Regions from separate parts of the Mus musculus genome. Here region 1 is linked to region 2. The links are chromatin loops, found by intact Hi-C in ENCODE. Cell type or tissue: heart. All regions are shown on one strand. Links, peaks and the distances in the headings refer to the core of each region. The heading gives the core; the rest is flanking DNA.

Region 1 (8,345 bases), core at 278-8,277, 110 kb after region 2:
TTTTTGTTGGTGCTTGTTTATTTCCTTTTGTTTTGCTTTGGTTAATTTTCTGTTTTGTCTTACTATTTTAATTTAAGATTATAATATAATTATATTTCTCCATTTCTGTTCCTCCTGCCAAATCCTCCTATCTACCCATCCCTGCTCTCTTTCAATTCATGGCCATTTATTTCATTATACAACTATATATATATATATATATATATATATATATATATATATATATATATATATGCATATAACATATATGTTCCTAAGAATAACCTACTCAGTCCATATCATGTTAATTGTATTATGTCATTAAGGTGGGTCATTTGATATTGGATAAACAATTAGAATCCTCATCATTTGGAGAGATTCCTGCTCCCAGTATTCCTAAGATGCCCATGGTTCTGTGTGCAGGGCTGAGCCCTTGTGGATGCCTCCCCATCCACATGGAGATGTTCACTGCTGTTCTTTCTAAGCTCTCACTTTGACATTCATGTCAGTGAGATTTTATGATTGTATCTTCTGGCATTACTAGGAAAAACAATCTCACAGCAAACTCCCTGATATTTCTATCCCCTCTTCAAAACTGTTCCTGGGACCTTAGGTGCAGGAGGATTTTGAAGATTTATCCACTGAGCAGGCCTCCATAACTCTGCATTTTGGTTAGTTGTGAGTTTTTGGTAGTGGTCTCTGTCTATTGTAAACAGAAGTTTCATGATGAGGAGTAAAGACTATACTTATTAGTGGATACAAGGAAAAAAAGGTTTAGATTTTGGTGAAGGTTTAGTAAAGTGGTTTTAGGTTCTCCTCCAAGATTCATGACTTCAACAGCAATGAGTAGGTAGTGAGGTTTCCAGGACCAGCCTTGGATTTTTTTCTTTTCTTGACAGTGTCTTAAGACCAATTAGAGAACTGTTGGTTACCACCAAGGTGTGCTTGCCACTACTGCACCCTTAGAGTTCTTGCTATGGTACCATGGTGATCTTTGATGTGGTTCATAGGCATCATACCTCTGCTGATTGGCTTCCCCAGTTTGAATGTGCCTCTGGTATCATAAAAGAAGGAATTTGCTTTCTTTTAGGACAGACTCTTTCTGTATATTGCCACCGGTCTGAACTCACTATGAAGACCAGGATGACCTTGACCTTGACCTAGAGTTCCCCTTGTTTTTGCCTCCTGAGTGCTAGGTTTAAAAGCTAACATAACCAGCTATACATAACTTTTTCTTATTGTGTCTTGACAACTACTCAAGGTAACTGTGCAACCTAACTGATAGACATGAGTAATGAAGTGGATCTTTTTTTATTAGATATTTTCTTTACTTATATTTCAAATATTATCCCCTTTCCTCATTTCCCCTCCAAAAACCCCCTATCCATCCACCTCCCCCTGGTCTCTAACCCACCCACTCCCACTTCCCTGTCTTGGCATTCCCCTACACTGGGGCATAGAGGCTTCACAGGACCAAGGGCCTCTTCTCCCACTGATGTCCCACAAGGCCATCCTCTGCTACATATGTGGCTAGAGCCATGAGTTCTTCCATGTGTACTCTTTGACTGGTGGTTTAGTCCCTGGGAGCTCTGGGGTTACTGGTTAGTTCATATTGTTGTTCCTCCTATGGGGCTGCCAACCCCTTATGCTCCTTGAGTCCTTTCTCTAGCTCCTCCATTGGGGACCCTGTGCTCAGTTCAATGGATGGCTGTGAGCATTCACTTCTGTATGTGTCAGACACTGGCAGAGCCTCTCAGGAGACAGCAACATCAGGCTCTTGTCATCAAGCACTTGTTGGCATCCACAATAGTGTCTGGGTTTGGTAACTGTATATGGGATGGACCCCAGGTGGGATAGTCACTGGATTGCCTTAAGAAGTGGATCTTATTTCTACTATTCCACTTATTTGGAAACAGAACAATGAGCAATGAGACTGAAACTGTAACAAAAATCCTCCCACCACCACCACCACCACCACCACATAAGATGACCAGAGGAGCAGATTGACAGGAGTTTAGCAAAACTTCAAAGAAGATCTAACCACAAAGCTATTTAAAGTACTTCTTGACACAACCAAGGAAGACTTCTTGACAGTTTTATCTGATATAAAACCATATATGATACAACTAAAAAGAAATTACAGACTGATGTGGTCATTTAACGTTTGTAATTATTGGCTATTTCACACATGCAGACATGCCCACACAAACACGAACACACAGTGTTTGTGCATGTGTCTGTGTGTGTCTGTGTGTGTGTGTGTGTGTGTGTGTGTGTTCGTGTGTGTGTGTGTGTGTGTGTGTGTGTGTGTGTGTGTGTGTGTGAAGTGCTGCTCACTCTCATCTGCCACTCTGCTATTCTAGTCCACAATCCGAAAAATTCTCTGTTGTGTTCATCTCTAGTCATATTACCTGGGACTCACTGAGATGAACCAGAGCCATTTGTGAGACTGTGTTTTTAAGGGCTATGTCCTGGAGCCTGATGTGCAGCAAGTCTAATCCTAGAGCCTACACATACCTGTGAATGTATTTTTCCTTCACCAAAGTGATTGGTGTCTCCGACACTTACTACTTTCATCTACTAACCTAGGTAGGCCTAGACCTGGATGCTTCTAGCCTCTGTACAATCCAAGCTAGGCCTAGAATATATTCAGCTTCTGAGACTTGCTGCTGAATAATCTCAACCATTTTTAGTTTTTGTTTTTGTTTTTGTTTTTTTCTAATCTCTTGCTGGCTGGTTCTTCTCAGCTGTTCTGGCTCAAGCTCTTCTCCAAACTCACTGATTCAATCTAGCTTTCTCTCCTTCTTGGCCTCCACTGATTGCCTCTACTTGGCTTCACACTAATTTTGGGAATATGTTCTGATCTTCTGGCTCTTTCTCACTCTCTGGCTTGTTCTTTCTTCACCTGTGTGTAGCTTGTTCCCTCTTCAACCTGTCTCTGTAAAACTCTCCTGATAAAAACTGCCTCCTTCCTCTCTTACTGCCCCTTACATATCTTCTCTTTCCTCCCTCTTCTCATGAGAGTTGGGCATATCCTATTTTGTCAGATCTTTCTCTGATTTCTCACTATGTCTACCCACCAATTAGACATCACTTTCAGACAAGGGAGCTTCCTTCCACAAACTAACTTTACCTTCATTGTTTGGGATTAAAGGGGTGTACTAAGGGTGTGTTTGTATTCCAGCCAGAGGGATTAGTGTGTGTTAAGGGCAGAGCTACACGATAGCACAATCCCAGATTCACAGTGTGATCAAATATCCTGCAACACTTGGACAATATCTGAGGGGAAAAGTGTGCCTTTTAGTTTTCCTAGATTGACTGTGGCCTTGTGTGAAGCTAGTACTTGTAAGTACAGTTGTTGGTTACTGGTTACAATCATATGGAGTCTAGAGAATGGTCTTTCCTTTTCTTTCCCTTATTTCTTAACACCTCTTCTTCCTCAGTATTCCCAGACCTATAGATGAGCTGGTTTAACGTCTTTTTTTAGGACTAGAGCTATATGTACCTTACTTGTTTTCTGCATCTGGGACAAGGAAAATCTCTGGATCCACCAGAAATCTGTTTTACCTCACAGCACCTTTAGCATGAGTCACAGAAGACAAACTTGTTTCTGAATCAGTACTGACAAGACCACCATCTAGTGGAGAAAGCAGTACATCGCGGGATGAATTCAGCTCGGGACTAGTAGCAAAGGGCTGACCACTGACTTCCCTCAATCTTTTCAAAATCTAAGATACTGATATGACCCTCCCTAAGGCAAAAATGCCTTAAGGAAAGACAGCCAGGGCTGGGGTGAGAGGGACTGTCTTCCACGGGGACGGGCGGGGCCGCTCACCCGGAAATAGAAGGTGGATGTCCATTGGGTGGTGGTTGCGGAAGTGTATAGAGTGGGCGTGGTTAGAGGTGTGAAGTAAAAAGATGGTACACTGAGTGAGGCCAGACAAGTTGAGCTGAAAAGGCTAAGTCCAAATGGCGAGGGCCCATTACCTGAAGGAGCTGTAGGTCTGCATCGTGTGAGATCGAATGGTGCGGAGCTGAGTATAGAAGACACAGGTTGGGGTCCTGTGAGGACCCAAAAACTCCCCTATGCCGCAGATGCCTTGAACATCCTGGAGTCAGCAGTCTGTGGCTCAGCCGGGGAACCGTAGCCCGGCGGGTCTGGAACCTCCCAGGTCAGAGGAGCTGCGGGGCTGGGAAACTAGGGTCTTGGTGGTGGTTATCCGGGGGGCGGGGATACTGCCTGGCCCAGTAAGAGGGAGAAAAGAGAAAAGTTGAGTGGAGTCTACAAAAGTAATTAAGGAAAAGAAAGCCCCGTCCTTTCCTATGTTTGTGGGCGCCACGTGACCAGAACCGGGGTTGTAGTGGGCGGGTTTAGAAGAGCTTCTTTAAAGATCAGAGCCCCAGTGACAACAACAACAACAACAACAACAAAAGGAGACACAGTTTCCTGGCTGCAGCCTAGGAGAGTCAGCAGTGCAGCACAGGAAAAGACAGCCAATCGAACCTGGAGCTTCCCAAATGTTCTTATTAAATAACCTAGAATATTTGAATTTATCTGTTGATATTTCAAATGCAGTTCACTTTGTTTAGGTGAAAAGGACAAAGCTCTTGAAATTTACATTCATCCATCCTAACTCTCCTGTTACACCCAAGGACTTACTTGGTGACTTGGCATCCCTAGAGAGCGTTTATATACTAGTCATAAAAGCAATGGCTGCAAATATAATAGAATCCAAAAGTGTGCACTAACACAACTGTTCAAACTGTAGGTTGTTGTTTTGTTTTGTTTTGTTTTGTTGTTGATACTTGACAGTGGTGTGACTGTGAACTTCTTCCAGGAAAAGGTGGAATGCCTTCTGAAAGGTCAGAAGGTTTTTATATAGAGACTGGATACTGCAGAATTACAGCAATCTGGTTTTTGTACGTGAGAATACTTTGCTTGCTCTCTCCCTTATTCATCTTCAGGGTCCTGGAAAACAAGTGTGCATTGTGTGATCCCTGCATGACAAAGTCTTGCTTGGTTCATGCTATATTAAGAATCTCACAAGTGTATAGTGCTGTCATCACAATCATTGAGTTCCATTTCTTCCCGTCAGTTTTAACTGAGTTGTGATTGAATGTGGGCTTCCAGTTATGCTAAATGGAAATGAGTTCTAAATATTTATATCACTATAAAATCCTCTCTTTATCTACTGAGCACAGTACTGTAGTAGAAATCCATGTGCTTTCTGATGAATCTCGTTCTCATGTACATGGCTCACTGATCACCCACATCTGCTCACCTGTGTAGCAGAACAAGTGCCCTAGAACATTAGAGAGACAGGAGACAGTGGCTAAAGATCCAGGTATGTTGGAGGATTGGTGAAGGGATGGTAAGGGATTCCGGTAAATGTGGAAGTGGGACATAAAATCAGTTTTGCCACATTCTGTTTCACTAGAAATAATTTTGGAGACTTCCACTGAGAAAAATCTCCTCAGGATTATCCTATTGTAAAGATGAGAAGACTTTCTACAGAAGAACTGATCTTAGGAGGCAATAAACTTTTACTTGATTGTGCATGTGAGTGATGCTGTCCTTATTCCATGCACATCACTGATCCAGTCTACATTCATCAGTATTAAATGGTTTCCACTTCAGTGATTTTAATGTATTATAAAATGATGAAAATTAATACCTCTAGGTGTATTTATTGTTTTGTGATTGGGGGCTTTGGTATTATAGCACATTCTCTAACTTTTAGTGTTAATTTCTCTATTCCTGAAAATAATAGTTTTGATAAGAATCGGGAACTATACTTACAGACAGTTAAATTCTGTCTATCCTGTCTTCCCAAGGATACCTCCTATTGTCTTTTATGACAATTCCAAGTGGTTTGCATTGCTGTGATTGTAATATACTGTGAGATCACCTCTAGGTATGATCCTCTTAGTGTTTTCCAGCTCTTTGCTGCCCCTTGGTACTTTCAGGATTACTTTCTATAAAATATCCAAGTAAGATTTTACTACTGTCTATAGTCAATACATTTAAAGGAAATACCTTCTTTTATAGTATCTTGTATCTTTGGATATGAAATCAAATTATTGAAGAAAATTTATATTTTACAGTCATTTTCTTTATTTAGATCTGTATTCTGTTTACATTATTTGCTTTAAAAATATCCATGTACATTTCAAATATACTGAAATAAATGAATTTGTTATTGTTTAGGGTCTTAAGTGTGGCCACTTTCTAGGCAGAATTGGAATCTCTGTACAGTATCCTATGCCCTACTATGAAGAGGTTTTTGTTGGCCATTTCAACTGCTGTTGAGCACAGTGTGTTCAATTCAGTTACTTATTAATTGATTATTTTATAATTTGCTTCCTTTGTAATTTTTTGATAGATGTTTTTATTCATTATACTATAAATATACATAGTTGTAATTTTTGATAGGTGTTTTTATCCATTATACTATAAATATGTAGCAAAGAACTATACCTACTGTGTATGGTGTCTCTTCACACTTTTAATTATTGCTACTCCCATGGAAATTTTGGATTTTACACAGTTTCAACTGACAATATCAAAGACTTTCCGAAATAATACATATTTCACAACATTATGTGCCCCTTTAATTTTTGTAAAACATTTGTGTTCTAGTTCACATCTTCCTCAGTTCCTTCAGCAATTTTTCATTTTACTGACTTTCTTCACTTCATTCAATTATATTGTCATTGTAGAAACCTTTCATTTGCCTAGTAAAATTCATTCAAGGGATTACACTTTGTTTGTTTGTTTGTTTCTTTCTATCTATCAATCAATCTATCTAACTACCTACCTATTAATTTCTTTCTCTTTCCTAATTTTATTTAATATTTAGAGTTTTTATTTATATTTACATATTACATATGCATATATATGAATGTTTTCTTGCATGAATAACTATATATCCTTTGCACTCTAGAATTGTAGTTGTGGAGTATTGAGATCCATACTTTGTATGTGTTCAGTGTTGAACTCTTGGTATAATCATACAGTGTACTATTCTCTGAGGAAGACTATTTCTCCACCTCTCAGAATCCTTTTGTGTTCAAATTCAAGCCTTAGTGTTAGGCTTGAAGATTAATGAGCTAGCTCCCTTCCATGTTAGCATATCCTTATTCAGTTCCTGTTTAGGCAGCCATGTTTGTAAGATTTCATGCATGTAGCTTTTTGGAAATTTCTAGGAGACACAATGTCACAACAAAACTCCTATTCCTCTGGCTCTTACAGTATCTCTGCCCCTCTTTCTCAGTGATCCCTGAGCCTTAGTGCAAGAGTTGTGTTGTTTATGTATCAGTCGGGACTGAGCATACTCAACTCTGCATTTTGACTAGAGTGCGTTTTCTGTAATAATCTTCGTGATTGCAAAATGAACTTTCCTTGATGAGGAGTAACAACTACATTTACCTGTTGGAATGAGGACAAATATTTAGAATATAGTAAGAGATTATGGTGATTGAGTAAACTAGTGGTTGTACCAAGATCCTTGACTTCACTAACCCTAGTGAAACTGGCTGTTTTCCCAGTACCACGCATGGTTTCCCTGTTGTTGAGGGGGTCCTAAGTCTAAGTGGGAAACTGTTGGTTGCCACAAAGGTATGTATGCCATACTTGCACATGGAGGATTATGCTTCAGTACAAATTATTGTTGTGCTTCATAGGTGTCAGAGTTGGGTAGGACTGTCGGTTGCCCCCCCCCCCTTTGGAAGCTTGCATGTTGCCTTATGAAAGCTAGTCCCCAGAAGGCTTTAAGGTCAGATCCATCTCGTGTCCTCTGAAATCTCTGTCCAAAGTGCACAGCTTCTTCAATAATAGGGACTCACCTAGCTCACAATCATGGGCAACAGCCATAGCCTATAATGTTTTGGGAGTCTCTTGGACAGCTGTGACCAACAACTTTAAAGCAGGACTTTCATCCCTGGAGTTGGTGGTTTTATTAGAAAATTATGGCTCTTGTGAGGAGCATGATCAGCCCAGATGCCAAGTTTTCATTTACACTTTAGTTGTGTATGCATACACAGAAGTATATGTATCATTGACTTTTTTGCAATGTATGTAAAGATGTTTCCTTATGGCTATCTGAAACATCTTTCCTGTCCCTTTTTCCTAATTAAATCCCTTCCATGGTTTTTCATTTGTTTATTCAAATCACTCCTTCACTGTTATTCTCTTTATAACTCCCCCACATGCCTCAGTGGGCTTTTTTTTAATATTTATTTATTTATTATATATAATTACACTGTAGCTGTCTTCAGACACTCCAGAAGAGGGCCTCAGATTTCATTACGGATGGTTATGAGCCACCATGTGGTTGCTGGGATTTGAACTCAGGACCTTTGGAAGA
Region 2 (8,345 bases), core at 317-8,316:
TATAACAAGGACACATGATTCACTATGTTCATAACAGCCTTATTTATTATAGCCAGAAGCTGAAAAGAACCCAAATGTCTTTCAATAGATGAATTTATACAGAAAGTACCGTGCATTTACCCAATGTAGTACTACTCAGCTATGAAAAACAAGGACTTCATGAACTTCTTAGGCAAAAGAACGGAATTTGAAAATAGCATCCTGAGTGAGATAACATAGTCACAAAAGAATACCTTTGGTATGCACTCACTGATAAGTGGATGTTAGCCCCAAAGCTCAGAATACCCATAATACAATTCACAGACCACTTGAAGCTCAAAAAGAAGGTAGACCAAAGTGTGGGTGCTTTGAAACTTCTTAGAAGAGGGCCAAAATACTCACAGGAGGAAATATGTAGACAAAGTGTGGAACAGAGACTGAAGGAAAGGCCATCCAGACACTGCCTTGACTGGGGATCCATCCTATATACAGCCATCAAACCCAGACACTATTGTGGATGCCAAGGAGTACTAGCTGACAGGATGCTGATATAGCTGTCTCCTGAATGGCTCTGCCAAGGCCTGACAAATACAGAGTTGTGTGCTCACAGTCAACCATTGGAATGAGTACGGAGCACTCAATGGAGGTGTTAGAGAAAGGACTGAAGGAGCTGAAAGGGTTTGCAATCCCATAGGAAGAAAAAGAATGTCAACCAACAATACCCCTAGAGCACCCAGGGACTAAACCACCAACCAAAGAGTACACATGGAGGAACCCAGGGCTCCAGCTGCAAATCTAGCAGAGGATGACTTTGGCATCAATGGGAAAAGAGGCCCTTGGTCCTGTGAAAGTTCAATGCCCCAGTGTAGGGGAATGCCAGGGCAGGAAGTGGGTTTGGGTGGATGGGTGGGTGGGGGAACATCCTCAGAAGCAGGGGGAGGAGGAAGGGGATAGGGAGTTTCAGGGGGAACTGAGAAAGGAGATAACATTTGAAATGTAAATAAAGAATATATCTAATAAAAAAGAATATGTTATGTTCTTGTGATAACTATTTCTAGAATATGTGTCACTTGTGGCTATGAGGTAATTTTCTTCCTAATAGAAAAAACTTCATCTTAAAGGGTATAAAATTGGATTAAGAAAAAATCTTTTGAACTTGCTTCAACCATTCTGTTTGTGTGCTTTTGTGTTTGGTTTCTTCCCTTTCTCTTCTCTAATCACTGGCTGCCATAGGGAGCAGCCCTTGTCAGTATCTGGACTGAACCTTGCCAATGCCACTTTGCTTCCTGTCCTGGTTTACCCTATTCCACCATCAAAGCCAATCTTTGACATACTCCTTTAGTAGTATGAACAAGGTGTTGACCACAATCAGATACTTCAGAATCAAATCTGTGGATTTTAATCTAGATGTTGTGAAAGGAGGGCAGAGTAGAAAATAAGAGAAAAATTCCCAAGTATTCCAACTAGAGTCTGTGATAAGTAGACCAACCCCATTGCAAGATCCATGAACTGCATTCTGTCCACTGCATTGTCTGATCATAGACTTCAGAACCAGAGGACCCTACATGGAAGTATAGGATGGAGGCAACATTTATTATGTCAACCAAACTACAAAATGTTCAATTGAAAATGATTCCAGCTGGGCAGTGGTGGTGCACACCTTTAATCCCAGCACTTGGGAGCCAGAGGCAGGTGGATTTCTGAGTTCAAGGCCAGTCTGGTCTATAGAGTGAGTTCCAGGACAGCCAGGATGGCACAGAGAAACCCTGTCTCAAAAAACAAACAAAAAAATCAAAAAAGAAAGAAAAAAGAAAGAAGAGAAAGAAAAAGAAAATGACTCCAATCTCAAGACTATTTACATCAAAATAATTTTCTTTTCAAAGTTCATTTGGTTATTTAATTTCAAGTGTATTGTGTATTCTGTGTATCCCTGTATTCCACAAATATGTTGAAGCCTGAATAGGACAGAGGAAGGCATAAGTTGCCCAAGAACTAGAATACAGTTTTTTGAGAGCCTCCCCATTGCTTCACAGAATCAAACTAACTAAGCATTCTGTAAGAGAAACTGAAGTCTTCACTTCACCACATCTCCTGGCTAGCTTCCTTTACAAATGCTTTGAAAATGGTAGAGCTAGTCTTGAAGCTTAGAAAAAGCCATCTCTTTTTTTTTTCATAAACTCAAATCAAATTTATTTTAATTAAAAGTTTCTGAATCCATTCTTGGAAATCATACTGCCTTTGTCCTCACATATCTATGCAGAGGATCATGGAGCTGTTTTCTGTTAAAGATGGAGAGAATACCTTGTGACTTGAAACTTCATGCCCTATACAGGGTGTCAATAGAAAACATGAGCAAGAAACTTTGGTCGATTGAACCACAATCCTACTCAAAAAAAAAAAAAAAAAAGACTCTTCAAATTGTCTAAAATATTTAATCTAGGTTTTAAATTGTCATTTCATTTTGGATATGTGCTATCTACTTATAGACTTTATTATAAAACATTTTGATTTGTATGTAAAAGTTTATTATATAAAGTGTTGTCAATTATTAGGAATATTAGGGACTATAAATTAGAGTCGGTGGCACATGTTTTGGAATTATCTCAGATCTTCAAAAGTTGAGGTAATTGAGTTAGGAGTTCTAAACTACCCTTAGGTACTTGGCATCTGTAAGGCTAGCTTGAGTTATGTGACTTCCTCCCCTGCACATCTCCTGGCTAGCTTCCTTTACAAATGCTTTGAAAATGGTAGAGCTAGTCTTGAAGCTTAGAAAAAGCCATCTCTTTTGTTGTTGTTGTTGTTGTTCTTTTATTGAAGATAAGAGACTTTTCTCATACAATATATCCTGATTATAGTTTTTCCCTCCTTCTAATCATCACAGCTCTTCTTATTTCAGTACAGGCTTGAAATTAGAATAGTGTGCTGCTTTTTGGTAGAGGTTGGTGTTTTGTGGGGGTGTTGGTGTTATAACTGTAAACTTGACACAAGCTAGAATCATTAGGAAAGAAGAAACAAGACAGCAAGAGCAAGGGAGTAAGCAGAGTTCTACTAAGGTCTCTGCTTCAATTCCTGCCTCTAGATTCATTCCTAGCCTGGCTTTCCTCCAGGATGGACTGTAAGCTGTAAGATTAAAGAAACCTTTCCTCCCTGTGTTGCTTTTGATGATGGTGCAGGTCACACAAACAAGAAGCATTCTGGGGCAAACAGTTTTCATTAGACAGTTGCATTTATATTAGCCAGATACATTTCTGGGAAAGTCATTTAGCAAAGCAAACATATCTGCTATAGGTTTCAAATGATATTTGGTGATTGTTTTCCTTAGAGAGATTATTGGAAGCTAGTGGTCTAAGCAACTGCATTTCAAAAATTTAAGCTGAGAGAAATTTAGATTTTGGCTCAAACACAGAGGTTGTCGGTAATAGCTCTAAGGGGACTAGTGATAGCTTGAGAAAAAAAAATGTTCTTGATCTCCTACAACTGGCTGACCCTTATTATGAAAAATCAATCAATCAATCAATCAATCAACAAATTAGCCTTTTTATTCTTTAGCACATTTATGATTGGTTCCAGAAAAAAACCCATTTTACAGTATTAAAGGTCTGAGTAGAACTTACATAAACATTTTGACCCCAGATGTCAATTTCACTATTAAGTCAAATGAAGGATATTAGCCTTGTCTGAGGATAACTTGAGTTTCCAGTAATGTCTTACTAGCCTAATTTGTCCTGGAGAGTCAATGTCCTAGAGAAATTCAGACCCACTGATGATAATTGGCATTCATTACTTTTTCATGTTTTTAATACTTTTCCAGCTTATAAAAGAAGTAAAAGTCAGATCTTGACGTCCTCCTGGGAATGAGAAAGATATCTCTACAAGGAAAGCAGTAATTTAGTTATGTAAACAAATGAGTGCTCCATGCAAGCCCTCTTTTCAGCATGTACCTATATAAACTATTCTTATTTTATTATGGGACTATTATGTTTCCTACACTACTCTCAGACTGATCCCACAGATATCTGTGTGTATTCAGTGTTCCAGGACTATTTTATATCTTTGAGTAACTGGAGTCCCAATTAATATTGGACAGCAGGTTAATAAATAGGTTTCATTTTTATTATTAGATATTTTCTTTATTTATATTTCAAATGCTATCCCCTTTCCTGGTTTCCCTTCCGAATATCCCCTATCTTATCCCAATGGAGGAGCTAGAGAAAGGACCAAAGGAGCTGAAGGAGCTTGCAGCCCCATAGGAGGAACAACAATAATTGGGTTTCAACAGGTGTCAGAAAATTTCAAGTTTGTAATTTCAGAATTCGCCACAAGGTGGCTATCACAGGCTGTTTCTGTAAACTCCAAGGTGGTTATAGACCTGCTCCATCAAAGCAGCATTTTCCTTCCAGCCTGCACCTCTATCTGCAGTCTCACCACTCGCAGGTCCAGGCCCACAGCTCTGCCTGGCTCCTGGGAAGTCTGCTCTTACCCAGGAGAAACACCTAGGCCCCAATCCTCAGACATCTGTGACCCCAGCGAGCCTAGCAGCCCTGAGGTCTGCCCAGTCCTTTTAGAGTTCCATCTTCCTTCCAGTCCATAGCTCTACCTGTAAACTTGAAACAGCACTCCATTTCTCAACGCACAGTTATGCCTGACTCTGCAGCGGGGCGGGGTTGCATGGATGCTGCTCATACCCAGAGCAAACAGTACCAAAAGCCTGCTACTTACAGGGACAACCAGATTGTTAAAGGCATGGGCAAGAACATAATTAACAGAAGCCAGTCCAAAATGGCACCATCAGAACCCAGCTCTCTTACTAGAGCAAACCCTAAATATCTTAACACACCTGAAGAGCAAGAGTTTAAATCTCATCTTATGAAGATGATAAAAGCCTTTAAAAAGGAAATAAATCCTTTATAGAAATAGAGAAAAGTACAATCAAACATGTAGAATCCCTTAAAGAGGAGACAATTAAACTCCTTAAAGTAATAAATAAAATACAATCAAACAGGTGAAGGAAATGAAGGAGATGTTCAGGATTTAAAGATGGAAAAAGAAGCCATAAAGAAAACACAAAATGGAGGCAAATTTGAAGACAGAAAATCTATGAAAGAGAATAGGAATTACAAATACAAGCATCATGCACAGAGTACAAGAGATGGAAGAGAGAATCTCAGGCATAGAAAATACAATAGAATTTGATACATGGATCAAAGAAAATACCAGATCTAAAAAGATTCTAATACAAAACACCCAAGAAATTTAGGAAAATATGAAAAGACCCAATCAAAGAATAATAGGATATCTTTCTACTGATCCTGCCCTACAGAGTTTTGAATTGTTTTTGAACAACAGCTCTGCAATTTAGGTTGATTTGAAATTCCAAAGTCCAATAATCAACCTGCCTCAGCATTCCACCCGGTAAGATGACTGGTCTAAGCAAGCACACTTGCCTGAGTTCCTGTTTTGTTTGTTTGTTTTTCACATGTGACCCAGATGGTCCTAAGTACAAGCAGTATAGACATTCCTGACAATACACACGCACAAAATATATTTTTTAAAAAGGGGACTGTAGAGGACCTCATGGCAAATAACTTGTTGCAACTATAAAATCTGTTGTGGAATAAACAGCTGAGTTGGATGGTCTCTTGATTAGTATTAGGCAGGAGTTCTCTAGCTGTATTCAATTGAGGAGAGTCCTTGGCTAAAATCACAAACCCTGGGCACTCTCTTTAATGTTGCATGAATAATATATATTGACACATGCCTGCATTCTCAGAATTCAAAGAATTGAGGCATATGGATTAGAAGTTCAAGGTTATTTTTGGCCCTGTAGTCGGTTTGAAGCCAATCTTTGCTATATAAAAACTATTACATAAGACAATTATAAAGCTCTGTAGCTGAGGGAGAAAGAACCCTGGTCTCTCTGTCAGAAAGTCTTTCAAATACCAGATCAGTACACTGAGTAGAAATAAGAAAATCAAGAATGGGTGATAAGCCAAGAATTGTTATACAACCCCCTCTCCCCCAGCATCTAAGAACAAGGGTGGAGCTATTGAGTTTTGGGCCCAACTGCTCTGCACAAGAATCACTGGGAGTGACTGCTGCTGTGACTACATTGGGGAAACAGAACCTGAAGAGGTCACCTCCAGAACCCAGATATGAACCCCAATGGGGTGATAGTGACACCAACCCAACCACAAAACCTTTAAAGCAGAAATTATCCTGTCTACAAATAGTGTAGGTAATGGGGAGGGATCAGAGAGTGAGGGAATGGCCAACTAATAACTGGCCCATCCTATGGGTTAGCACCAATTGCTAACACTGTTAATGATATTCTGATATGCTTGCAGTCAGTAGCAAGTTGTCATCTGCTAGGCATCACCCAGCAGCTGACTCAGACAGATACAGACACCACAGGAAAACAGGGAACAGAGCTTGGGGCTTCTTGCAGAATAAGAAGAAGGATTGCTAGCTCTGAAGGGGATAGGAATTCCACAGGAAGACCAACAGAGTCAACTAACCTGAACCCTTGGGGCTCTCAAAGTCTGAAGCACAAACCAAACAACAAACAGAGGCTGTACCCAGGCCTTCTGAGTCATATGTGCACATATGCAGCTTGACCTTCATGTGGGTTCTGAACAAATGGAACAGGTCTATCCCAAAAGCTCTTGCCTGTATGTGGGATATGTTCTACTAGATGAACTGCCTTGCCTGGATGACCTCAGTGGGGAGTATGTGCCTAGTCCAACAGAGACTGGAAGTACCATGGTTGAGGAGAGATATCTAAGGGGGGTCCCACCTGCTCATAGGAGAAGTGAAGGGGAAGGGGAAAAGAGCATGGGAGAGGGTGACTGGGAGGGGGACAGTGGGCAGGATGTAAAGTGAATAAGAAAAAATTAAATTAAAAAGTTTCATGATGGCTATATAAGATAAGTAAACTGATAGCAAAGACCCATTGACAAGGACAACATCTATACAACTCATTCAACATGGAGAATCGTGTACATGGAGCCTTCTCCCCAGCTACTATAGTGTTGGGGGCAAGAAGGTACTCTGCAGGTTACCAAAGAGAAGTGCCCATAATCTAGCCTAAAGAAGGCAGACAAAGTGGCTAAAGAATAAGACTAGCCTGTTTATTTAAAAAAATTTTAGGGTATCCTACATGCCGGATGAGTCCTGTTTCCAAAAACATGAATACATGAATGAATATACAAACTAATTACTGAATAAAATTTGAAATAAGTGTTTTAAATGCCAAAGAAGTGGCCCAGTGTGAAAATGCTTACCTCTTTTTTATTTTTTTCAATTTTTTATTAGATATTTTCTTCATTTACGTTTCAAATGCTATCCTGAAAGTCCCCTATACCCTCCCCCCCGGCTCACCTACTCACCCACACCTACTTCTTGGCCCTGGCATTCCCCTGTACTGGGGCATATAAAGTTTGCAAGAACAAGGGGCCTCTCTTCCCAGTGATGACCTACTAGGCCATCTTCTGCTACATATGCAGCTAGAGACACAAGGTACTGGTTAGTTCATATTGTTGTTCCACCTATAGGGTTGCAGACACCTTCAGCTCCTTGGGTATTTTCTCTAGCTCCTCCATTGGGGGTCCTGTGTTCCATCCAATAGCTGACTGTGAGTATCCACTTCTGTATATTTGACAGGCACTGGTATAGCCTCAAACGAGACAGCTATATCAGGGTCTTTTCAGCAAAATCTTGCTGGCATATGCAATAGTGTCTGTGTTTGGTGGCTGATTATGGGATGGATCCCCGGGTGGGGTAGTCTCTGGATGGTACATCCTTAACTCTTAGCTCCAAATTTTGTCTCTGTAACTCCTTCCATGGGTATTTTGTTCCCTATTCTAAGGAGGAATGAAGTATCCACACATTGGTCTCCCTTCTTCTTGATTTTCTTGTGTTTTGCAAATTGTATCTTGGGTATTCTAAGTTTCTGGGCTAATATCCATTTATCAGTGAGTGCATATCAAGTGAGTTCTTTTGTGATTGGGTTACCTCACTCAGGATGATATCCTCCAGATACTTCCATTTGCCCAAGAATTTCATAAATTCATTGTTTTTAATAGGTGAGTAGTACTCCATTGTGTAAATGTACCACATTTTCAGTATACATTCATCTGTTGAGGGACATCTGGGTTCTTTCCAACTTCTGGCTATTATAAATAAAGCTGCTATGAACATAGTGGAGTGGAGCATGTGTCCTTATTACCAGTTGGAACATCTTCTGGCTATATGCCCAGGAGAGGTATTGCTGGATCTTCTGGTAGTATTATGTCCAATTTTCTGAGGAACCGCCAGACTGATTTCTAGAGTGGTTGTACAAGCTTGCAATCCCACCAGCAAAGGAGGAG

The links. A loop is a pair of places that touch in the nucleus more often than their neighbours do. Peaks named below come from ENCODE experiments on the same cell type or tissue, not always from the same donor. Only the 100,000 strongest peaks of a DNase experiment are listed, where the experiment ranks them.
Region 1: a loop joins it to region 2, with 4 times the contacts of the local background. A loop is called at or near these places in 7 of 42 quality-filtered maps.

What each region holds. Positions count from the first base shown.
Region 1 is chr17:21,379,870-21,388,214 of GRCm38, forward strand. Zfp677 (zinc finger protein 677) reads left to right here and starts at 3,879. Exons shown (of 4, transcript NM_172486.2): 1 at 3,879-4,151. In heart, for the core only: a CTCF peak has its summit at 3,635 (motif pointing left); a DNase peak (open chromatin) is centred at 3,832; H3K4me3 peaks cover 1,141 bases; H3K27ac peaks cover 865 bases.
Region 2 is chr17:21,267,977-21,276,321 of GRCm38, forward strand. It overlaps the pseudogene Vmn1r-ps149. Among named protein-coding and RNA genes, the nearest start is that of Vmn1r235, 12 kb to the left of the region's middle. In heart, for the core only: a CTCF peak has its summit at 4,291 (motif pointing right); no DNase peak of the experiment used is centred there.